Linked DNA regions of Homo sapiens: regions 1 and 2 are each linked to region 3. Evidence: chromatin loops called from intact Hi-C (ENCODE). Cell type or tissue: heart left ventricle. All regions are shown on one strand.

The links. A loop is a pair of places that touch in the nucleus more often than their neighbours do. Peaks named below come from ENCODE experiments on the same cell type or tissue, not always from the same donor. Only the 100,000 strongest peaks of a DNase experiment are listed, where the experiment ranks them.
Region 1: a loop joins it to region 3, with 2.1 times the contacts of the local background. A loop is called at or near these places in 2 of 110 quality-filtered maps.
Region 2: it touches region 3 in a loop (1.8-fold over the local background); 7 of 110 quality-filtered maps call a loop at or near these places.

Annotation. Positions count from the first base shown.
Region 1 is chr2:60,332,379-60,340,378 of GRCh38, reverse strand. No RefSeq gene overlaps it. Among named protein-coding and RNA genes, the nearest start is that of MIR4432, 51 kb to the left of the region's middle. RefSeq lists an enhancer at 3,195-3,384 and a silencer at 3,755-3,804. In heart left ventricle, a CTCF peak has its summit at 3,184 (motif pointing left); no DNase peak of the experiment used is centred here.
Region 2 is chr2:60,495,478-60,503,477 of GRCh38, reverse strand. The region is part of intron 2 of BCL11A (BCL11 transcription factor A); the gene reads left to right. Among named protein-coding and RNA genes, the nearest start is that of BCL11A, 54 kb to the left of the region's middle. RefSeq lists enhancers at 3,275-3,484, 5,908-6,517 and a silencer at 4,125-4,194. In heart left ventricle, no CTCF peak of the experiment used is centred here; a DNase peak (open chromatin) is centred at 3,360; H3K27ac peaks cover 469 bases.
Region 3 is chr2:60,434,676-60,442,675 of GRCh38, reverse strand. LOC124906010 reads left to right here and starts at 2,857. Exons shown (of 4, transcript XR_007086331.1): 1 at 2,857-3,112. RefSeq lists enhancers at 2,744-2,833, 3,084-3,143. In heart left ventricle, a CTCF peak has its summit at 3,033; DNase peaks (open chromatin) are centred at 2,985 and 3,334; H3K4me3 peaks cover 1,671 bases; H3K27ac peaks cover 1,048 bases.

The DNA.
Region 1 (8,000 bases), 100 kb after region 3:
ATCACCACACCTCTTTTCTCCTCTTCTTGGGCTCATGGCCACACTATATTTCCCAGACTCCCTTGCAGTTGGGTGTAGCCATGTGACTGAGAGCTGGCCAATGTCATGTGAGTAGAAGTGTTTCTCCTCTACCCCCTTAGGTGATCTTCATGCTCATTCCATGGCTAGAATGGAAGTGATTTCCAGGACCACCTTGAGAGCCATGTGTTGAAGGTAGTTGATCCATAAATCAGAAAGAGCCTGGGTCCCTGATTCACCACTTGGAGGAGAATGTTCCTACCAAGCATACCTGTATCACACTCTTTTATTGGGTTAACCCACTTATATATGAAGGTTTACCAGTTGTAGAAACTGATGTTACCTTAAGCTATGCAAGTGTTACCCATCAGGAAGGGGTTGGATGGCCACTGAGGAGCTGAGGGCATGACCCTGAATACTCCCTCTGATTAACTTGCCTAGGGAGGAAGGGGTGAGGAAGCTCGGTCTTTCTTGCTGCACAGATTCAGGTTTGGGTGCAAGGCTTAATGGATTAATGAACCTTGAACAATTTAATTTTTCTAAACATCGCTATTTTTCTGAAAGTTAGAATGATATTTGCATCATTCTGTATGAGTTTAATTTAGTCAACAGATTTTGTTGAGCACTTACTCTGTGTTGATAATTGATCTAGGTGCTGGGGAGAGGAGCAGTGAGCAAACACAAAATCCCTGCCTGTTTAGAACTGATCTTCTAGTGGTGGTGGTTGGGGCTGGGAGCAGCTGGACAGTGAATTACTAAGTAAGTATGCCATGTGGCGATTAGTGATGTGGGGAACTAATAAAGCAGAGTTGGGGGAGTGAGAATACCAAGCATGATGGGTGGAGGGCAGGTGGTCAGGGAAGGTGTGTCTACTTGCAGACATTTGAGCAGATACCTGAAGATAAAGAAGTGGGCCATGGAGATCTTTGGGGAAAGGGTGCTGCAGGCAGAGGGACTGGTCAGTGCAAAGGCCCAGGCCAGAGAGCATGTGTCATGTTGGAGGAGCAGCGAGGTGGCCAGTGTGGCTGGAATGGTGAGGGCCAGGGTAAGTGTGGTCATGTTGGAAAAAGCATCCTTCACACCACCTGCATATATGTAGATGGCCCACAAATGTTGAGTCCTTTCTTCCTAGATGACAGCTTTGTAGTCTCCCAGGGAAATCCTCATTGGTAAAAACAAACAAATAGATGAAAATTGAAGCAAATCAAACACAAATTTTCTTTATTGACTGGCTGATGCCTGAAATTTCACTAGGAGACATTGTCCTTTTAGTCCAAGGCTCTAGTTCCTGTATCATACAAATACTTCTGGCAAAGGATAACATTCCAAGCCATTTTGGTCATTAAACCTTAAAGAGGTTGATTTCAAATTTGGTTGAGGTTAGTGGAGGAGAAGGGTCTGAGAGATCTGGTTGCCTGGAGAGGATTGAAGTAAAGATCAAGAGAGGGCCAGGGAAGGAGGGCAAAGGGGTGTGTGTGGAAGCTTAAGCCTGTGTGTTTTGAAGCTCCTCTATGCTATAGCTTTATGTGGGTGTCAAAGGAATTTACATCTGCAGACATCACTGATTCTCAGAAAGGATTGCTCCTAACTCACAAGTTTGCTATATATTGAGTGAATGAATGAATTTTCTATATCCCCAGGAAGGGATGATCCTTGCCTCCCACCCTGTCACTGAAGACCAGGAGAAGAGTGATCCCCCGAAATGCCCTCAGCTCCTGAAATGCCCACTGTCAACATTCTTGGTTACAGACAACGGCAACACCTGTTTCAAGAATAAAATGGATCTATTGAATATTTGGGATCATTAGGAGTTGAGGGGCAGGGAAAGCAAATTCCAGGTTAAGTTTCCAGAAAAAGTGCCCCAACCGCACTGTAGAACTGGCCTGAAGATGAAACCACCATTGCAGCTACTGAGAACTCAATGATAAGAACTTGTCATTTCTACCCTGTGCACTGCTGCTTCCCAAGAACTGATGCTACCGTGTCAGCGAAGGGATTCCCTTGCTGAGCCCAGTTCCTTACACTGCTCACTTCATTTCTAAAGCAAAATCTTATGCAGGTGTGTACAAAGACAGAACTATGTCACAGGCCTGCATTCTAACTGCAAGAGAGGCTGGCAGTTTGAGTTGTGACTACAATGGGGAGGCAAGAATGCTATCATGAGATTTTCCCCCATTATAGAAAGGATTGGCAAAGATAGAGCCAAAGTTCCCTGTAGGAGATGTGTACAGAAGGTCTGATGAAAATTCGAAGTCTTATTCAGAACAAAAGGCCTAGATAACCTTCCAGGGACCCTGGAAAGAATGATGCCTAGGAAGGTGGCTTCTGTCATGAAGTGATCACCAACCATGGCAATGTCAACTGGGGAATGGCAAGGGGGAGTGCTGGGCATAGGGTCCAGCTCCCAGGAAACTAGAAGGAGCCCAGGAAGCTAGAAGGCAAGCTTATGTCAGCTTGGTCTTTTTAACAGGGCTCCACCCTGCCAAGAGAACAAGGCCTACATGGGAAATTATGAAGAACACACACACGCAAAAAAAAATCTGAGTTTGCTTTGTGTAGGGATTTAATTACTGACTTATCCTGATGCTTATGTATACTTGCAGCTTAGAAAAGTGAAGACATCTTTCTGGGACAGTTCTGGGAAACAGAAGCCCATGCGCACTAAAAGGAACCAAGGAATGTTTTCCATGTATCCTGAGCTGGACACCAAACAAATGTGTTCCTCTTTCTTTGCTCACTTAGAAGTCTTCTTCCTGTCCTGGGTTAATTGACTTCAACTTTGAAGGAGATGATGTTTATTTTCATCTTCGAATCTGACCTGATACCATTTAGAAATTATGAATAAATTTTAATACATTGGAACCCTATGTTAAACCACAATGCATGAGTGGATGAGTCACAATTCCAAGACAGCTCAATGCCCCACACAACTAAGACACAGATGACTTTGGTGCTCCCCAAATCACTTTCCCATGAAGGGCAAGGTTCTCTCGGCAGGGTGGGGCATGGTCAGAAAGGAGAACTTCAGCTTCTGCTTCAAAACAAGCTTCCAGGCTCAGATGGGCCCTGCTGTCTCAAACACTGCTCTTCACCCTGCCACGCTTTGTCCTTGCTGGGCTCGCCATCCTTCAAGGGCCCCCCTCCAGGAAGCTGCCCTCTCGTGGCAGGCATCTTGCTGGTAGCTCCCAATTATTTTGTGAGATGGGATGCAGAACAGAGTTGCTTTGGAAGCCCTGGAGGGTATTGAGGGTCTGACTTTTGGGCCGCAGGACCTCTGCAAAGCCTGATTCCTTGAAGACATCACTTTGACTTACTTGGTCCCAGAGCCTGTCTTGTTTTTAATTTCCCTGCTAAGTTTCTGTTCTCCAGCAACATATAACCCCCTTTTTCTACTTCAGTAACCTCAGTGGTAGCTCTCACCATGTTAAACAACGGTCTGATTTGGCATGGAAAAAAAGCAGTCAATTGTTCCCTTTAAATCTTAATGTTTTCAGCCCTGGGAACATTTGAAGTAACTATTTAATGAGAAGACTTCTGGTGAAGCATAGGTAAGATCTTAAAGGCTCTAATTGCTCCCCAGAGAAAGCTGTCAGGGCTAAGTAACCTCATTCAGGTTGTGTACGCAGAGCAGGGAGAGCAAAACAAGGCAGAAGTGAAGAGTGGAGGCTGAGGGGGCAGAAGTCACAGAGACTTCTCGAACCTGGAAGTATTTCTGGAGTTGTGCCTTGCACTGTCTGTTTTGGGTACCTGCTGGCTGACTGCTATGCCCCCAAATGGTCAAACAAATGACTTACTCTTTCCTGGGTCTAGTTGCCTTCTAATTTGGAACTCAAATTATAGTTCTTTCTTCTCCTCTTTCATTTAAATACAAAGCAAAACAAAACAAAATCTGAAACTATTTTTCCTTCTAACCCCCACGTGAACTTTTTATTCCTTTTATTTTTATTCATTTGCTTATTCACTGCACAAATATTCATCATGTTTCCCCGGGGTTTCAGGCACTGTCCTAGGCACTAGGGATGCACCCTATTGTTTATGCATTGTTGATTTAGTGGCAATAAGATAAATTTCTGCACAAGGGACAAGATAACAGATGCACACCCCATCTGCTGCCAGGGGGCACCTCCTAAGCCAATATCCCCTGCCTCTAAGTTTGGGCTGTGTGAGGTAGAACAGGGGAGTTCTGCCATACAATAGTAATGTTCACTGTGTGCCCAAGGCACGTGGAGAGTGAGGCACTTTGGAAATTGGGCTCAAAATGACTTCTTATTTAACTGAAACAAAAAGCCCTTTGTGTGAGCCTTGCTCCCTCCAGTCCATGGAGGCGGTCTGTTTGCTCTGACAGCAGCCCCGCAGTCCCTGAGCTGCCTCAGGTGAAATGCTGCCTGGTTGCCAATGGCCACACTGCTTGTGACCATTACAGGGCCTAAGTGGGTTTGGGAGCCATACGCTTGGAATTAAGTAAGAAAAATGGAGGCGAAAGCAGGGCACTCTGCAGCCTGTACTATTCAGTCTTCTCTTGATGTGACTGAGACTTAAATTGGGAAGTATTTGGCTGATGGCGAGGTCAGATAAACGTTACGGATTTGATGTAATCCCAGACCTCAGACTTGAAACGGAGCTTGACCCTTCCCTTTGAGCACTTTTATGCAATGCTACTGGACATGTAGTAACAAGAAAGGAAACAGAGGGAGGATATCGGTGCAGCCACGTGTTGAGTCTGGGAGAGAAAATGACAGCGGGAGCAAGATAGGAGATGTGAATCAAATCAGGGGTTGAAACAGCAAAAGAGAATTCCACAAAGTTAGAGCTAGTGACGGGGATGATATTCCATGATACGATTTTGGGGAAGGGGGCTAGGAATGTCATCTGGCTGTTTAGAAATCCAGTATAACCGTATGGCCTGAAATTCAATGTATAATTATTACAAATTGCACTTATGTGTCCTCGTAAGGCTAAGTGTGGGGGTGGGTGGAGCAGCTTTCACTTTGCCTGGTTTTCACACGGGGAAACTGAGGCACAGGAAGTTTCTATGACTTGCTCGGGGTTGTACAACTGGTGGCTAAATTTTGTATAAAATATAGTGTGTGTATCCTGTCTTTCCATGGTGATGATGCCTTGAATTTGTCAAGTACATTTGCATTTATCATCTCATTGGAGCAGCCCAACAACCCTGCAGGAGGTGGAATGTGTGAGAAAACCAAGGACCAGTGAACACTGAAAATGGACTGGAATTCCCAATTCTTGGGCACTTTCTATGTGCTTTGTGCCTTGCGCATGCTGTCTCAAAAAATACCATCTTTTAAAGATATAATTTATCGCTCTTTTGGAGATGGGGAGGCTGAATTTTGGGAAGGGTAAGAGATATGCCCAAGAGCACCCAATTGGTAAATGGTAGACTTGAGATGCAGCTCTAGGTGTATGACCCTGAAGCCTGGGCTGTTCCATGACAGCAGATGACTCCTACCACCTGCTACCTGCCTGTGGACACCCGGCAGCCCATCAGGGCAGAGTTGGCCTTAGAACTCCATTTCTCCACTCCTAACGTTTCCACCAGACCAAGCAGCTTGCACAATAACAGCTTTGTGGTGAATAGCAGAAGTGTGGAATCCGAGAGGCCTGAGTTTGGTTCTGGGTTCTTCTACATGCTAGCAAAAGGTCTAGGGTAATTCTTCGGTCTCTCACAGTGGTCCAGTTGCCACCTGTATAAAATAAAGATGAAAACTCCCCCCTGGAAGGACTGTAATGAGAATTAGTGCGTGTAAACTGCTGACAGCTCTCAGGGTGTGGTGAGCGCTCAAGTAGTGATGGGTGTAGGGAGGGACAGCTGGGCGCTTGTTTCCTGACTTGGTCTCTACATGTTGCCCTGTCCTGTCTTTCTCATTTCCACAGGTAGGCACACAGTTTCCTTTACTTATTTTTGAGAAAGGGTCTTGTTCTATCACCCAGGCTGGGGCATAGTGGTGCGATCATGGCTCACTGCGGCCTTGAATCTCCTGGGCTCAAGCAATCCTCCCACCTCAGCCTCCCCAGTAGCTGGGACCACAGGTGTTCACCACCACACCTGGCTAGTTTTGTCTATTTTTTTGTAGAGACAAGGTCTTACTTTATTGCCCAGGCTGGTCGCGAATTCCTGGGTTCAAGTGATCTTCCTGCCTTGGCCTCCTAAGGTGTTGGGATTACAGGTGTGAGCCACTGTGTCCAGTGGGCACACAGTTTTGAAGCTTTCCTCTGCCCTCTCTCCTAGACCTCTCCTCTTTTTTCTTGATTTCTCTTCTGAGCTCTTGCCATGGGTATGGAATACCCTTTATTTTTCAGTCATATGTGCCACAGCCAATGTGTGAGGGTGCAGAACGGAGCCATCAGCTTCCCTTCTCCTGGAGCCCCTCTTTGGCTTCTGTATCCATCAGGGTTCTTCAGAGAAACAGAACAAGGGGCTGGCAAGTCAGAACCCTGGGGGGCAGGCTGGTGGGTTGGAAACTCTCAGGCAGGAGCTAAAGCTGCCCTTGACAGGTGGTATTTCTTCTTTCTCAGGGGAACCTCAGTTTAGTTTTTAAGGCCTTTCAACTGATTGGATGAGGCCTACCCACATTATTGAGACTAATTTCCATTACTTAAAGTTATCTGATTATAGAGGCCAACCACATGTACAAACATCTCCCCAACACCTACCTTCGTGTTTGGTTGGATAATTGGGTAGGATAGCTCAGTGACATAGGTCCGTAGGACTCACCGTTGCAGCTTCCATGAACTGCCCTTGCACTAAAGCCCCCGTAGTGCCTCTGTCCTCCTTTTCCTCTGCCCACTCTTTAAGTATTTACAGTCATCAAGGTTCCATAGCTGGCACTTTGCTCATTCTAGATGCTCCTCCAGGCAGCCTTGTCTCCCCGCGGTTGCTGAACTATGGCTTGTATGCTAGCAATTGCCTAGTTCTCATTTCCGGAAACCTATTTCTGCTCAGCCACTGAGCACCTGCACGGGATGCCCCCACTCCCTCAGCTCCCACCTTATCCCCCACTCCCTCCTGTCCACTTTCCGGGATTCTGCTCTTTCCCTTCACTTGGTCACCCCAACCAGAAATCTGGCTGCCATTCCTGACTCTTCCCTCTCCCTCTCTTGTCACATTCAATGGGTGACCAAGTCCTGATGATTTCTACCTATTAAATATGTCATTCACCTAGGTAAGAAAATATTTATTGGTTATCTACACACAGCACAGACCTAGGCTCTAGGGAGTTCTTAATCTTGGCACTATGGACATTTTGGGTCAGATAATTCTTTGTTGTGGGGAATGTTCTGTGCACTGTATGATGTTTAGCAGCATTCCTGTTGTATTAGTTGCTAGGGCTGCCCTAACAATGCCACAGGCTGAGAGGCATAAGCCATGGAAACTTATTTTCTCAAAGCTCTGAAGGCTGTAAGTCCAAGATCAAGGTGCCAGTAGGGTTGATTTCTCCTGAGGCCTTTCTCCTTGGCTTGTGGGCTGCAGCCTTATTGCTGTGTCCTCATGTGGCCTTTCCTCTGTGCGACCACATCCCTGGTTCCTTTCTTCTTCTTATAAGGGTGCTGGCCTTATTGGATTAGGGCCCCACTCTAAAGGCCTCACTTTAACTTAATCACCTCTTTAAAGACCTTATCTCCAAGTACATTTACATTCTTAGTTACTGGGGATTAGGACTTCAACATAAGGATTTTAGGAGGGGCAAATTCAGTCCATAAAACTGGTCTCTACCCACTAGATGCCAGTAGCATCCCTTACTCCAAGTTGAGACAACGAATAGTGTCCCCAGATACTGCCAGATGTTCCCTGGGGGCAAAATGGACCACGGTGAGAATCGCAGCTCTATACAACAGAAAGTTTCTGACAGTGACTGCACATTAGAATCACTTGGAGAAATTAAAACCAAACCACCCACAGAGATTCTGATTTAATTTAATTTTGGGTGAGACCCAGGCAGGGATATTTCGCAAAAGCATTCCTG
Region 2 (8,000 bases), 61 kb before region 3:
GGAGGAGAGGGTCCAGAGAAAATTGTTGCAGTGCTCAGAGGAAGCAATAGCCTACTGTCTTCCAGGGACATGTCTGGCTCCTGGAATGCCTGTCCAGGCTGCGGTGGGTGGCATGGGTAAGGGTTTTTAATAAAAAGTCACAATGCCTGGAGAAGTGAGGCTCCTTGCAGCCACCTGCCTTTTCTGTCTTGGGTCTCCTGGTTGGACCCCATTCTGGCTTTCCACCTGGTCAGAGCCTCCTGAGGCTGCAGAATGGGGCTAACATGATCAAGGGTGATGTGGCTTCTCCATCTTGGGACTAGGAGTGACCAGGTTTAGAGAAGGTGGACTCATTCCTGCTCCCATTGCCAGGACAAATGCAGAGTGGATCTGGGTCTGTCCCTTCCACACAGACACCTTCATTTCAACACATTCCGTGTGTATTAAGATGACAGACACGTTGGTTTTGCTCCAAGCCAGTAGCCATCCCCCTAGACAGCCCAGGCCTTAAAAGACAAGGAGGTGTTTGGACAAGAGCAAGAAAGAAGTCTGGCTGTGTCTTCTGGGAGCCCCAGACAGACCAGTGTTCTTTCTCACTGGTTCACTCCTTCCCCAGCTCATTTTACCCACTCGAGACTTGATTCTCTTAGAGATTAAGTACCTCCCCTGGTCACATAGTTTCTGGGTGACAGGACTAGAATTTATTTCTTTTGATCACCAATTGAGTGCTCTTTCTGCTCTACTGTGCTACCATGATCAGAGGTAAATTTGTTTTTCTCTGATGATGATTGAAAACAGTTTTATTAACATATCAAGAACATTACAACACAAAGAGTTTCTGGTTTAAAAAATCTCTTTTCACTGGTATTTCTTAAATTCATATTTTAATATTAGAAAGCATGGGATTGGGTGTGAACACTGCTTTTGGATGTTGGAGGAAGATAAGAGAAGGAAGCTGGCTCTTTCTTTAGGAGCAATACCTGAGATCCCAGAATTGTATGTACAAAGTGTGTGATGGCAGAGCTCAAATCTGTGCTAGCGAGAAACCCCCTGCTACTCTTCTGAATCTGATGAAGAAGTTATTCTGTCTGTGCAGTTTTATTAGGCTGAGACTTTTTCCGATGGTTTATTTTTCCGTTTGCTCACAGAATGTAGAGGAGAGCCAGGAGGGAGCTGACACGTTCACACTGTTTACCTACTCCCTGACTTTGGAGCTCAGCAAATCTGCTATCCATCATTTTGTTTCACCAGCTTTTACAAAGCAGGATCATAAACTGTAAGCTCATTTGGAGGGACCTGATCTCTGATTGTTGCTTTGATAAGTATCTATACAAATATTCATATCATTCTGATAGTCTTGAGTTGCATTGTTACAACATGCAAACCTCTCAGTTTTCCAGGACTTCTGGTGGTACAGCTTCTCTGTGGAGTGAGGCATATTTTTGGTCTGGCCTTTCCTCCCTGAAGCTCTGTTAGCCTGAGATTTCACCTAGTGCAACACAAGTTGTGTAGAAAGAAACATAATACTACTTTATTCCATAATTCACTAGTAAAATAATTAGAATAAAAGGCTGTTTTGGAATGTAGAGAGGCAGAGGGGCTGATATAACTTCTCAGAATGCATCTTCCTGTTTTCCCGTCTTAAATTTTTATGTGAGATGAGCACACTGCTGTAATTAAGAAAGCAGTGTAAGGCTGGGCGCAGTGGCTCACGTCTGTAATTCCAGCACTTTGGGAGGCCGAGGTGGGTAGATCACCTGAGGTCAAGAGTTTGAGACCAGCCTGACCAACATGGAGAAACCTCATCTCTATTAAAAATATAAACTTAGCCAGGCATGGTCGCACATGCCTGTAATCCCAGCTACTCAGGAGGCTGAGGGAGGAGAATTGCTTGAACCCAGGAGGCAGAGGTGGTGAGCCGAGATCACACCATTGCACCCCAGCCTGGGCAACAAGAGCGAAACTCTGTCTCAAAAAAAAAAAAAAAAAAAAAGAAAGCGGTGTCAGTACTTGCAAAAGGCCTTTCCCTCTTGCCACTCAGGGAAGCACCCGAAAGAGAACTTACAAACCAGGTAAAGTATTTGGAAGTGATTAATCATATTACAAGAGTGTTCTTCATTTCCCCCAAAGGACCATGGCTTCCTGTGACACTTACCTGTGCTCTTATAGATATTAAAGACAGAGCCACTGGACTGTGAGCTCCTTGAGGGCAGGGAATGAGGCTCATTCCATTTTGTTCTGGCAAGTAGCACTACAGGTTTGGACCAAATGAATTAAATTGGCTGCCATTGAATCAAAGCAGAATGAAGGTAGTGTTTCTGAAACAATAATATAAATAAGTGCAAAATTGGATGTTTACCAACAACTTTCCAGAAACAGGTCTTGTTTCAGAAGATGTGCCAAAGATGTCTCATGTGGGCAGGGCTCCTGTGGAGACCTCTGTTGCTGAGTGAGTCAACCATGAGGTCGGCTGAGCAGTTCAGGGTTCTCCCATTTTACAGAGGAGGATGCAGCGACCCAGAAATGCTTGCAAGCCCACCCAGCTAGGCTTGCTTCACAGACACTCTTTTAACTAGTTCCATCAGCAACCCCAGGTTGGCCATACAATGTCATCATACACATTTTACCAGTGAAGAAACTGAGGCTTGGAGAGGTTAAAGAGCTGCTCCCAGACACACAGCCAGGAAATTGGTGGTAGATGAAGGATCCAGCTCATCTGTCTAACTTGGGAGCCTGAGTGTTCATCTTACCTATCCACCAAGGCTTGAAGTGAGGTGCCCCGACTGTGAGTTCCAGGTTTGATGCCTACAGCCCATCAGCCTTATACCTTGTCTTATACCTTAACTGGTGGAGGGTGCTGTCTCTGTGTAGCAGCCACCAGCCTAGCTCTGAACCCTGTCCTGAGGAGTTGGGAAGTGTGGGGTGTCTGGTTTATTCCATCAATACACGTAGTCCCTTCCATTCTTCTGCCATTTTTTCTCAGGGGCTCTCCTTCCTTCCCTGGCTCTTGGGTAGGCTGCCTGCTCTGATGTAAGTTCCTGCTGGGATGATTGCTCTGGCCAGGCCCCCAGCTGCTCCCTGCCCTTCTCTGAAGGCACATCTGTCAGCCCACAGAGGCACGGTTAATGGTGGCGGGGAAGCAGAGGCAGTGCATAATGGGGGAACTGGCCCCGGGAACCTCACCTGCCCTATCCCTACCTGCCCCCTGTCCCCTCCCCGCCTGGGCTTGACTTGTCCACTTTCACTCTCAAGACCACCGCTCTCACACACAGGTCCTGTGCTGCCCCCACAGCTTTGCAGGCTGCTGGTTTTCCATCCAGGGCACAGCCGCAGGCCTCTGGGCACCCTAGCCCTCAGTGCCCAGGGCAAAGCCCTGACATGCAATCTCACTGGCAGGCAGCCTCAGGCAGGCCTGGGCAGAGGACCGAAAGGAGGAGAGGAGGGAGGGAGCTACAGTAGAGCAGACAGGAGACAAACACCAGCTAAGAGTAAACAGCCTGGCAGTGGGGTGAGTGCCTGGCTGGAGGGGCTCACCTGGGCTGGCCTGCCTGGGAGGAGCCAGGTCGGTGGCTGCTCTCTCCGAATCTTAGTCCTGCTTGAGGTCTAGCAGCTTCCGGAGCTGCACATGGGGCTTGAGGTCTGGTGCTTATGGATTAGGAGGAAGAGAAGACAGATGGCAGAGTACCAGGCAGCTTAGGAACATGTCTCCTTCCACATGCTGTGGCCCAGGTGCTGCCCAGAGCTGTTTCACAGCAGCCTCTCCACTCAAGGTTGAGCGGTTTCCTTCAGTGCTGTCCACCCCTTTGGTCCGGGGAGCTTCATGTTCCTGGGCCTCACTGACACCTGCATGGGGTTGGTGGGGAGGTATGAGGGGTTGGAGGGGTCTTTTTGCTAGCCCTGGCCCGTGGCAAACACTGTCTTGAGAAAGTGGGACGTTGAAGGAGCTTGGACTCTAAAGTCAGCTACACATGAGTCTTTTCACCTGCTGGCTAGGTGGCCCCGGACAAGTCAATCAGCCTATTGGGCCTCAGGCTCTTTATCTATAAAATGGGGCTAATTTCCTTTTTTGCCCCTGGGAAGAAATATCACTTAGAGGAGTTACAGAATGTGCAACCTTTCCCAGGAGTATTGCTCCTGAAGGAATAAGGCACGATGGGCTTTGACTTCAGCCTCCAGCACTGTGGCCCAGAAGGGTATGGCTGGGCAGGGGCGTCACACCCCTGCAGCTCTGTGGGAGTGACGGAAGGGCGCTATCCACTCGCCTTGCACATGGCTGTCTTGCTCTACCAGGCCTTAGGTTCTGTGGCCAGATACTGTTCTCCAGCTCTTTGGCTTGGGCCCCGAGACCAGAGAAGATAATGGCAGCCCAGAAACCTGAATACTGGGGAACACATTGTAGGGTGATCTCCCAGAAAAGCCAGCGAGAAATGGACTGTAGCTGTAGCATTCTTCCCTTTGGATGCCTGTGTGGGGACAGAATCAGTGGAATGGAAAATGAAGAAGAAACACTGGCCCTGCCTCTCATCAATGCCCCCCCACCACCCACCACCACCACCTGCTTCCTGTTCTATTAGACAAACGTAGTTTCTGGATGAGTTGGACAGTCATCTGAGTTTGATCAAGATTTACAGGTAATTCAAATGTATGTATAAGGTACATACATATTAGTACATCCATCAGAGAGGCTTCCTTAAGCCACAAGTCTCTAGCTCCTCAGAGAACTGGCAGTCTGGCTGGGTCTGTACGAACTTGGACCTATAGATGACCTCACTGGTTTCTCCCCTTGTCACCTCATCTGCCTGCTTCCTTCTCTTTACTGATCTTATGTGAGTAGGTAGAGGGGTCAGATCACCTCTGCTCAGCTCTGCCCAGCACACTAAGCCTATTTGCTATTAAAATTTGAAAAACAAATGCAGGTGCCAGAGGTGGCTAAATAATGAATGTCCCAGGCCAATTCTAGGAAGGGAAGTGGGTATGGGGCAGCCCATTGCCTTCCTGGTACCAGGATGATGCAATGCTTGGAGGCTGTGAGCTCCCCACCTTCTCAGGGCACACCCTGTGATCTTGTGGGACCCCTCTGTCCAGCCCAGCCTGGGTGTGCATCTTGTGTGCTTGGTCGGCACTGATAGGGGTCGCGGTAGGGAGTTGTCGGCACACACTGCTGCATGTCCTGTGAGCGGTCCCCAAGGCTGTGCCCAGCCTTCAGTGTCCAGGGCCTCTTCTGACAGGCCCTGCTGGTTATCACTGTTGGCATTATCTCCACGCACCACTTCTGTGCCCAGGGCTGCTGGGTCACCTTAAGGAGCCACACACCCGTCTACATAGAGGCCCTTCCTGCTTGGGGTCTGACCCAGTTATCCCCTCCACACCTCCATTCTCCCAGACTTTTGACTCACCCCAGCCCTGCTAAGAGTGATGTCCTCCCCCAAAGAGAAGACCCCTGCTCTTGAGGGTCTGCCAGGTGGGTCCCTCATCTCCCCACCTCCATGGGCCTCTTGGATTTTGTGCATAGCAATCTCTGCAACACCCTGACCTTTATGGGGTCATCCTCGGCCAATGAAGCGGTGGGTCCAGGCTCCCCCTTCTATCACCTGGCTCACTTCCATCCTGCAGAGGAAGCTTGGTTTCATTTAGGACAATGTGCAGGATCCTTTTGATCATTTCTCTACTGGATCATCAGCAAAGGGAGAAATGAGACAAAAGAGGCCACTGAGTCCTTTGGGGGAAATATGTGCCTATAGTAAGGTGATAGTTCAGAGAAAGAGAAGAGTAGGAGGCTGGACCTGAAGGCCTTCCAAAAAAAGTAAAGGATGTTAAATTGCTCTGGAAGGTGCAAAGTGCCATCCAGTGGAAGCTATTATTATTATTATCATCATCATAATGGTCATTATCATCACCATTATAGGATATGGCACTGACGTAGGTAGTGACTGGTAAGAGCCGATTGAGTTTCTAGCTGATTCCTGATGTTAGGGGCCATGAATCTGTCTACCTGGAATGTTCTAATTCAATTCAGGAGCGGCAGTTTAAGTCTAGACTTCAAAGCACTCTCATATATCCTTGGCCTGCTAACCTGAGGGCTAGTTTCTAGGGATTGATTAACTTAAAGACAGTTCATATATGCTTGAATACTAGCTATTCATATTCTGAAAAATCTGACTTGATCAAACAGAGCAGTTAAAGGCGATGCTTCGTTTTACAAAAGATTTTCCCCCCTCTTTACAAAAGGATGCACAGTGGTATTCCTTTCAATGGAATGTTTCTCTAGCTCATTAAGTGTTTACAGGTCATTAGCTACTGCATGGAAGGACTTTGCTAGAGAAAAGGAAGGCTGCAAGGAAATAGCTCTAGCTCTAGCTCTAGCTTAGGGGATGCTAGCTAAAGGGAATTAGAATTGGTTGGCCAACAGGTGTCTGCGGTGTACTCCCTGTCCACTCAACACTGGGGGAGGAGTAGAGATCTTGCTTCCTTCCATGTGAGAGCTTATAGTCCCTTTGGAATCCAGATTTATCGTGAAGTAATCGTGAAGACAGAAATTAAGTGCTACATTGTGTTCACTCATCTCTTATGACTGTCCATGGGGAAATGGGTCCTGCTTTACAAAAATTCAGTTTGCATGCTGCTTTTCAGGCCTATGACTGTGACATCCAGTGAGGGAGATTTGAGGAAGGGGTTGATGTAAGACTCCTCTTGGGAGCATAGTGAGAGAGAGAGAGAGAGAGAGCACTCACAGTGGAACCTAGAGTGGGAAAGGCTACCTGGTGGCTGTCCTGGCATGTAAGTAAGTCTGTGTGGTCAGGGCTTGCATTCCATAAATGGCCCAGGCCCCTGCTGGCTGCTGGGAGAGAAAGTCGGTGAGGAGAGAGGGTTGTACAAGGCAGGAGAGATGTACTCACCAGGCTCTTCCAGAAGGGGTAACTGTCTCAAATCCTTGCCTTGAACCTGCAGCAAAGTGGAAGATAGGTGTTATCCTCCTCTCTTCCCTCTTTCCTGCTTCAGGCTACTCTGAACTCACTTTTGCTGTGTGTCCAGAGCTGACCAGAGGACAATGGCAGACTTATTGTCAGACTGGCAGCACCAGCCTAGTGCTCTGTCTCTGCCTGGGAAATGGTTTCACAAAGCTCCAGTTCTGCCCTGGACACTTGCCTCATAGGGCTATCCCTTTGCCCCTCAGTAACACCACTGGGATGGTCCACTCCCACCCTGTCCCCCATCTGTGGTAGCCTGTGTTGCCTCGTGGGACAAGGCATTCTGTAAACGTGTATTGGACTTCCATTGCTTAAGTCATGATTTGTTTTTCCGACTTCCAGAACTTTCCCGGTTCTGGTTTTCTGGGATTTCATGAACAATTCCCTGTTTCCGTAATCCATTTCCTGCACAGGTGCATTGCTTTCAATCATCTCCCCTCCGGTTATCCTAAAGCCTTCATTATCAATTGACTTTTCACATATGAGGGTGACCTCTGGATCCCTTCTCTTTGGTTTGTTTGTTCTCTTTTCCAGAGCTGCAGTATGTTTCTTAGGTGTTTTAAAAAATAGCTAAGAATAGTGAAAACACCCTTGTAATTTAGAGACTCTCAGAAAAATGACAGCACCATTTAGAGCCTGGAATTACAGTTTGACTTCACTGTGCCTTCTCTGCCCCAGGCTCCCATGGTGGCAAGGGTTTTTGGTTGGGGGAAGGGGTATTGAATTGCCTGTCTTTGAGCAGGAAAAGAATTACAGTTTTCCAGGTACCTTTTGTGTGTATGTGCTGATTGAGGGCCCATTGAGAATATTTTGACTTTTAGGGAAGCTCCAAACTCTCAAACCACAGGGATCACAACACATACGTGTGTCTGTTATGACGTTATATGTAAGCATCACAACAGGCAGAGAATGTCTGCACCCCACCCTGGAAAACAGCCTGACTGTGCCCCATGGGCAAACCAGACTAGTTTATAGGGGGTTCTACTCTGAGGTACTGATGGACCTTGGGTGCTATTCCTGTGATAAGGAAGGCAGCTAGACAGGACTTGGGAG
Region 3 (8,000 bases):
CATAAGTCATATCATCTGGTGTCCTTCCCTATCTCTCTCCCCCATGCCTACTATCCTGTTTCTCCTGGAAGCAGGACTAGTCTATGACTGTCCAGTGTCTTAAGTCATAATATTTAGGGCATATAAAGAATTCCTTTTTGGTGCTGGATTGCAAACTCTCTATTTCATCCTAGAGTTTCTCCCAGAGCTCTGTGGTCTCCACTCCTGTGACCTGCCATGGCCACAAGTCTCAGCAATGCCCACCCTGCAACACCCCCACCTCAGGACGGTGGCCTAGGAGCAAGCGTGTAAATAAATGCTAAGGATCAGTCACAAGAGAACGGCCGGGAGGCGTCTGAGGGGTTCAACACACATGGAAGTGTTCCCCTGAGGTGTGAAAACACTCTGCTATTACCAGGACGCCCCATATTTCCCCTCCCACTGAAATATAGTAAAGTGTAATGAAAAAGTGAGGTATAGACCTTGAGTGGGGACAGGGAGGAAAGCAAGGCCTGTGTGAGATGAAGTCTGTGAGCAGGCAAACTTCCTTCACTAGCTAAGCACCCCCTCTTCATGTCAGCACAAGGCTTAATCCGTGCCTCAGCAAAACATAATCACTAAAAGTCATACATACTATACTTGGGTTAGGAAATGCAAGCATGCATTCCAAGGGCCTGTTTGCATAGATTCGTTCTTTTCCATTTTGCCCATGAGTCAGAATCATGGTATATGTATGGGAAGTATGCACATATGCACAGTCACATATAGTTCCTTGTGTATATATCTATTTATAGCACATGCCTATTCATGTGCCACCCGTATACACACATCTATCTAGACATAAAAAAATGCCTCATCTGTAACGACTATGACGATCTCAATGACATTACTGGCCTTGATCTTTGATAGTCATTATCCTCTAGTTTCTGTAGTCTTATCCTCAGAAGCTGTATTCACTCTGGGCTCCCACTCTTCTCCTGGAGTTAAAGGTAAAGGCTAGAAAGCCAGGCCAGCAAAGGTTAGCATATATCCTCTCCTGGCCTAGGGGGTCCTTGTGTCTATAGAACAGATGTGGGGTGGGCTGGAGCCAAGTAAACCTATCCCCTCTCCTACTGGAAATCACATTGAATTCTGACCCAAGGGGCCTCCGTGTTGCAAATGGAAAGGTAATTAAGCTACAAGACTTTGAGCCTTTTGGGGTTGAGAGGGCTTTTCACATCCAGTATATTTTCGAAGAGCAGAGGGTAGAGGTCAGAGAGACGTAGGAGGCCTTGAAGAGAATAGAAACAAGATAATAGGTGCTGGGTGCATTGCCATTAGGGGGCATGGATAAACAGAAAACACATTTAAAAATTAATTTTAGTTTTAAAACACACTGAGAATTCTACCAGCATTCTTGGTGGTGTGACAGAAGCATGGGGTTACCAACTTGCCCAGTGAGTGTGCTGGGAAGACGGATGGGTTGGAGTGCTCCTTCTGCTATTACTGTGATTATTTTTTAAATGATTATCATCGTGGAAAAGTTTCACCTGTGGAGACCTGGAGAGAGACCTCGAAGGACAGGAGCCCTCCGCTGGTAACGACACTTGGTTTTTAACCAACACAGCCAAGGATGGAGCCCAGTATCTAGAGGGAGGTAACCAATCCCCAGGAGCAGCCCCCTGAGGAATGTTGGTCCCATTTCAGCCACTGCCAGCAAGGAGAGTTCTGCTAGCTGTGACTCGGTGTTGATTCAGATGATTCCTCCGGGGTGTATGGCTGCAGTAGAGCTTGGAAAATCTGAAGCAAGTGAGAGGACTTGAGATTTCCATTTAGGAATGTTGACACCTTCCCATGTTCAAAGGACGTGTGTGTGTGTGTGTGTGTGTGTATGGGTGTGCATGTGTGTTGGGCCTGTACAGAGGGTAAGAGTCCATCCTTTCTCCACCACCCAGCTGTGTTAGGCTTGCTGAAGTGGAAGGTGCTGCCCGTACAAGGCTCACCCTCTCCTATCATCTCCCTTCTTTGGAACCAAGCTGACAGAAATCTTTAGCATGGGCACTCTTGGTTGTTTTTTTTTTTTTTTTTTGATGGGCCAAGCTTACAGTTTTCAAAGTGCTATGACAGGATGGTTGCAAAAATAAAAAGCTAGTGAAAGCTTAGTCACAATATTTCTATAGCTGGCAATCAAAAGATCATATTGCATGCAACTGGCAAAATCATCATAGGGAAATTATGCATTTTCCAGAGTACCTTATTCCCTTCTGTGTATTAAACATTACTTTAATATTCTGGTGACAATGTTTTATAATTAATCTAAATGTAAGAGAATGAACACACCAGAGATTATGTCTCAGTGCAAAGAGGTGAAAAAGGCTTCTTCGCAGTGGCAGACTGGATTACAGACTCAACTCCTTTCACTTATGAGCAACCACAGCTATCACTGAGGGCTAATATCCCGCCACATCCTCCAGTGAATGCAAACATTCTGTACACTTTGGGGAGTAAAACCCTTTCACTCATAAGGGTGTTAATGTTAACACAGAAGAAAAGTGTTTTAAAAATTGCATTAGTTCATGGACTTATATTGAACTCATGAGGGGGAATCTAGCCCCAGAGAGATAAAAACTAAAGAGCTCAGCCATAAACCAGTATGATAACATCCTTATTATAAGATGCAAATTGAGGGACCCAATTCACTAAAACACATGTTACTGGTATTTAATTTTGCTTGTGGGAATATATCAGAAGTTGGCCTATGCCTTATGCACAATGTACTTAAAACGAGGGCGAGTAACTTTAGCTATAAAAAACAGTGATAAAGCAGCACAGGGCAAGCCGGGATTGAGAGATAATTGCGAGGCTCTAATTTAAGTGTCAGCGTACACAGCTTTCTTTCCTGGCTTAGGCTGGGAGGCACAGCGCCCGTGTGCTGGAGGCGAGTTGGCTCCGGGTGGGGGAGGCTGGGGTTCCAAACCAGGGCAGGGGAATGGTGGCCCTGCGTGGCTCGTGGACCTCTCTCAGGGACCCCTCTCAGCAGGGGCCGGAAAAGCAGGCCCACACCCAGTGGTCATTGCAGGAACTTCACTTGAGCTGGTCTGCTTGTGAGCCTGTGGTTTGGAGAGGAGAAGACGCACTTCCCCATGAGAAAAAGGTCAGTTCCTCTTTCCCTGGGTGGCACAAACAGCCTTCTGGGTAATTAGTGGCCTTCCTGCCACCCTTGAGTCAGTGAATTCCCTCTCAGGGTGTCACTGAGAGGATGCACTCTGTGTGTCTCCAGGTGGTCATCCCCATGGGCTCCACAGATGAGGACACCGGCCCTCAGCTCTGCCCCCTCTCAGAAGCCTTCCTCACCTGGGGGTTCTGGGTGAAGGGAGCTCCCCGCCAGAGACTCATGTGGGATCGTGTGTGGACCGTAGAGCCACAGAGCGTCATCTGTAAGCCAGGTGAAATGCGCAACCTGCAGCCCCTCCCTCCTCAGACCTATGAGTCACGATCTGCGTTTTAGGGAGGCACATGAACTTGTGAGAAGTGTGCTACCCCTACCCTCTGACCACTGCATGAGCCCCTCTTTCACCATTTAGGGCTTGCAGGGTTTGAAGAATTAAGAGAGGGTCTTCCAAATGCCTCCTTTTTAGGGGGTTAAACCTTTATGATTAGAGGGAAAATTATTGCAAGAAGCATAGGGATGCATCAGAGGTCAATAGGGCGCAAGCATGAAATACCACTAACACTATGTTAGATAACATCAGGGGTCACCTTGATGTTGGCTGCGGAGGAAAGGGATGTCCAGCCCTTGAGGACATGAGATGTTTGCTGAGAGACACATTTACTCTGATGGCGTTGGCTCAAGCCCAAGAGGACGCTATGGACATAAGTGTGGTCTGCCCCTGCCTAACCCTCTCCAGAAATAGGCCACCAGCCACCTCCTGAAGAGTGAAAGTTAGGGACAGCAGGGAGGAGAGGGAAGGGGCCGGAGGACAGGGGTCCCCAGGTCACCTAATGATGAAACTCAGTTAACCTTGAGGCAGACTGGGTGAGCCTGCGGTTATTGCAGGGGCTTCTTAGACTAACTCTGCCCCGCTAAACTGCCAAGGTCTGGATTTCCTTAATAAGATGAAAATCTTTTTATAACACAATTAGGAGAGAAAATGCTTACCCCACAAAGGCTGGGTTGAGGTAACACTTAAGTGTGAATGGGTTAAAGAATAACCAGCCAATCAATCACCAAGTCTCAACAAGGAGTGAAGACACGGAACTCTCCTGGTTTTGCTGGGGTGCACTGAACAAGTGTGGGAAAGACTCAGATAAAACTGATCAGAAGGCTGGGTGCCGAGCGTGCATTTTGAAGTCTCTCCTCTTAGCCAGGAGTCTGGGGGCCTAGCTTACGTCACAGTGAGAAAGGAAGCATCTCAGCAAGGGTTATATTTCAGTCAGGCAGCTGCAAAGACCACAGCTCAACTTTGCATTCTTCAATAAAGCTTTTTGCTTTTTTTGTTTTTAAACCCAGATTATTTCATACAAAGGAGGTTGGCTCTTAGGGCTTTATTAATTGGAGCATTATATTTAAATGTCTTATTTTTCCATCTGATCCTGTCTTACTCTTCGTGGCTTCCCTTGTAGCAAGCATAACCCTCCTCACGTAATTCCTGGGTGATGAGTGAACTCTGCATAGATGCCCAGAGGTAAATGGCCTTTGGAAGGGCCAAGAAGAACTTTGGTGGGATAATTTCCTCTCCTAGGATGGATTTTATTTTCCTTATTGTGTTGTCACTAGAACGGCCACATGCATCCAGGTCTCTGGAGTAACTTACTTTTGTTTTCTTTCCATTTTTAAAAAGCAAAGTGGACATTTTTCTCAAGCGTTTTGAAGTTCAAATTAACATCATCAGATCATCTAAACGCTCTCAGATGGGCAGAAGATTGGGGATGGGTCGGGGGAGTGGGATCACTAATTACCACATTCAAATGTGTGGATTCAAATGCTCCTATTTCTCCTATAGTTTAGATCCAGGCTTTAACTTCAGTTTCCTGTGTGACCTTTGAGAAGCCATCCCTCCAAGTGCTTCCTTTGAAGGGTGAGCCCTGGGTGCCTCTCTCTGAGGGAGGCCCTTGCTCCATCTGGGCTTGACTGTGCCACGGGGGATCAGAAGCAACATACATTCTGTCAGCAGCTGCCGGAAATGCTGGAGCAGCAGTCCTGGAGGCGGGGTGAAGCAGTCCCTGGCTTTTGGAGGAGGCGTGAGAAGAAATTCATGGGGGGCTTTAATTCTTTTCAGATTCCCAACCATTTTCTTCTAGCTGCTACTGCCTGCATTTGTGTAACTTAGTTTGCAACACAGGTGACAAGCTTTCTCTCGTTGGATGCTCATTGCAGCACTGTGGGGCGATGCAGCCAGGCAGGTGCTATTGCCTCCATTTCACTGATTGAGAGACTGAGACTCAGAGCAGCTGGGAGCTCTCCTGAGATAACACAGCTAGTTAGAAGTCAAGCCAGGTCCCCAGGGTAGAGCTTTCAGTAGTGTGTGAGGACAGCATAAAATGAAGTCTGTAGACTGTTTTTTTCTCTGAGAAGTTCAAGTCTTCTGCCTTGCTGCTTCTTCCCTCCAAGACAATAAGTTGGTTCGGTGCCCTCTCCGGTGACAAACTTAGGAAACATCTCTTCAGTATGAGGTAGCAGCCTCCTTTAGCTATTGTCACAGCCAATTCACAGAGGTCTAAGGCCCCCAGCTTAATTGATGGTTAAGGACCAATTCCACCCTATTCCTCCACCTCCATCAAAAAAAGCAGGCAAACACCACTTCATGCCTACTAGAATGGCTATTAAAAACAAACAAACAAAAACAGAAAATAACAAGTGTTAGTTAGAATGTAGAGAAGATGGAGACCGCATGCATTGCTGGTGGGAATGTCAAATGGTGGAATCACTGTGGAAAACAGTTTGGCAGTTTCTCAAAAAGTTGCACACTTACCATACGATCCTGAAATTCCACTCCCAGGTGTATAGCCAAAAGAATGGAAATCAGGGATTTAAGCAGATTTCTATACACTCACGTTCATAGCAGTATTAGTCACAATAAACGCAAAGTAGAAACAACCCAAGCATCCATAAAAAGATGAATGAGGCCCGGCGTGGCCGCTCATGCCTGTAATCCCAAGCACTTCAGGAGGCCGAGGCGGGCAGATCACTTGACACCAGGAGTTCAAGACCAGCCTGGCCAACATGGTGAAACCCCGTCTCTACTAAAAATATAAAAATTAGCCGGGCGTGGCGGTGCATGCCTGTAATTCCAGCTACTCAGGAGGCTGAGGCACGAGAATCACTTAAGCCCGGGAGGCGGAGGTTGCAGTGAGCTGAGATCATACCATTGCACTCCAGCCTGGGTGACAGAGGGAAAATCTGTCTCAGGAAAAAAAAAAAAAAAAAAGAAAAGAAGAGATGAATGGATAAACAAAATGTGAGCTATACACACAGTGGAATAATATTCAGCCATAAAAATAAATGAAATTTTGACATATGCTACAACATGGATGGACCTCACATACATTGTGCTAAATGAGATATGCCAGATATAAAAGGAGCAATATTATATGATTCCACTTCCATGAGGTACCTATACTGGGTAAATTCATAGAGACAGAAAATGGAATAGAGATTACTAAGGGATTAATGAGGGGATGGGGAAGGGGAGCTACTGTTTAACGGGTAGGGAATTTATGCTGGGGATGATGAAAAAGTGTTGGAGGTAGACGGTGGGATGAGGACACAGCATTGTGAACGTACTTAATGCCACTGAAGTGTATACTCACAAATGATTAAAATGGTAAATGGTACATTATATATATATATTAACACAATTAAAACAGACTGTTAAAAGAAAGCAAACAGGCCAGGCGCAGTGACTCATGCCTGTAATCTCAGCACTTTGGGAGGCCAAGGTCACTTGAGGACAGGAGTTCAAGACCAGCCTGGCCAACATGGTGAAACCCTATCTCTACTGAAAATACCAAAATTAACTGGGACGTGGCAGCACATGCCTGTAATCCCAGCTACTTGGGAGGCTGAGGCACGAGAATCGCTTGAACCTGGGAGGCGGAGGTTGCAGTGAGCCGAGATTGCACTACTGCAGTCCAGCCTGGGTGACAAGAGTGAGACTCTGTCTCAAGAAAAAAAAAAAAAAAAAAAAAAGGAAGCAAACAAACCCAAATAGAAAACAACAACCGAACAAACAAAAGCAAAAAAGGAGGCAAAGGAAGAAGAGAGGGCCCAAGGGTAAAGGACAGGGGCTGGTGTGGAAGACACAACAGTACATCATGAAAAGGAACAAGGTGTCTCTGGGAGAGGTCCAGGTGGTGCTCTGCCCAAGGGGTCGCATACCTTAGTGCTGGGAAGAGAGGCATTCTCTGGGGCCTGAGACTCCTGCAGGGAAACTGTCCCAGTATCAGCCAGAGAAGAGATGGCTTTCTTTTACTGCATGGCAGCAGCCCTGGAGCCCCGGGGCAGGATCATATCCCTAGGGTGGGAGAAGTGCCCATTTCCAATTTATTTATGTGTTTTATCCCCAGAGTGGGATAAATGACTATGAAACTGACCTAATATTTATGTCTATTTTAAGGCCGGGGGTTGATATGAGTGCTTTCTTGATGAACTGCGCCCTTAGAGCTATTTACTTTAGTGGAAGGTTTCTTTTGAGGAGGAGATTGGGAAAAGTCATCAAATTCCGTGGTTGCTGCTTCCTCTAATTATATTCTCACTTTTGAATAATTTTTAAGCCTTTCGGAAGTAGAAGAAATAGGGGCTTTTAAAATGATGGGAGCATTCCCAACAAAGGTAAAATGCTCCCTACCTTGGGGCCCAGCTCTTTACTGTGAGTTTGTGACATCTACTTTTATCATTCTAAAAGTTTCATGTTGTCCATACTGCCTGTTAGGAAACATGGAAAAGCTGGCTTTCAAACTTGGACTTGGAGCCAGGCATGGTAGCATGTGATTGTAATCTTAGCTACTTGCTTGAGCTGAAGACTTTGAGGCTGCAGTGAGCT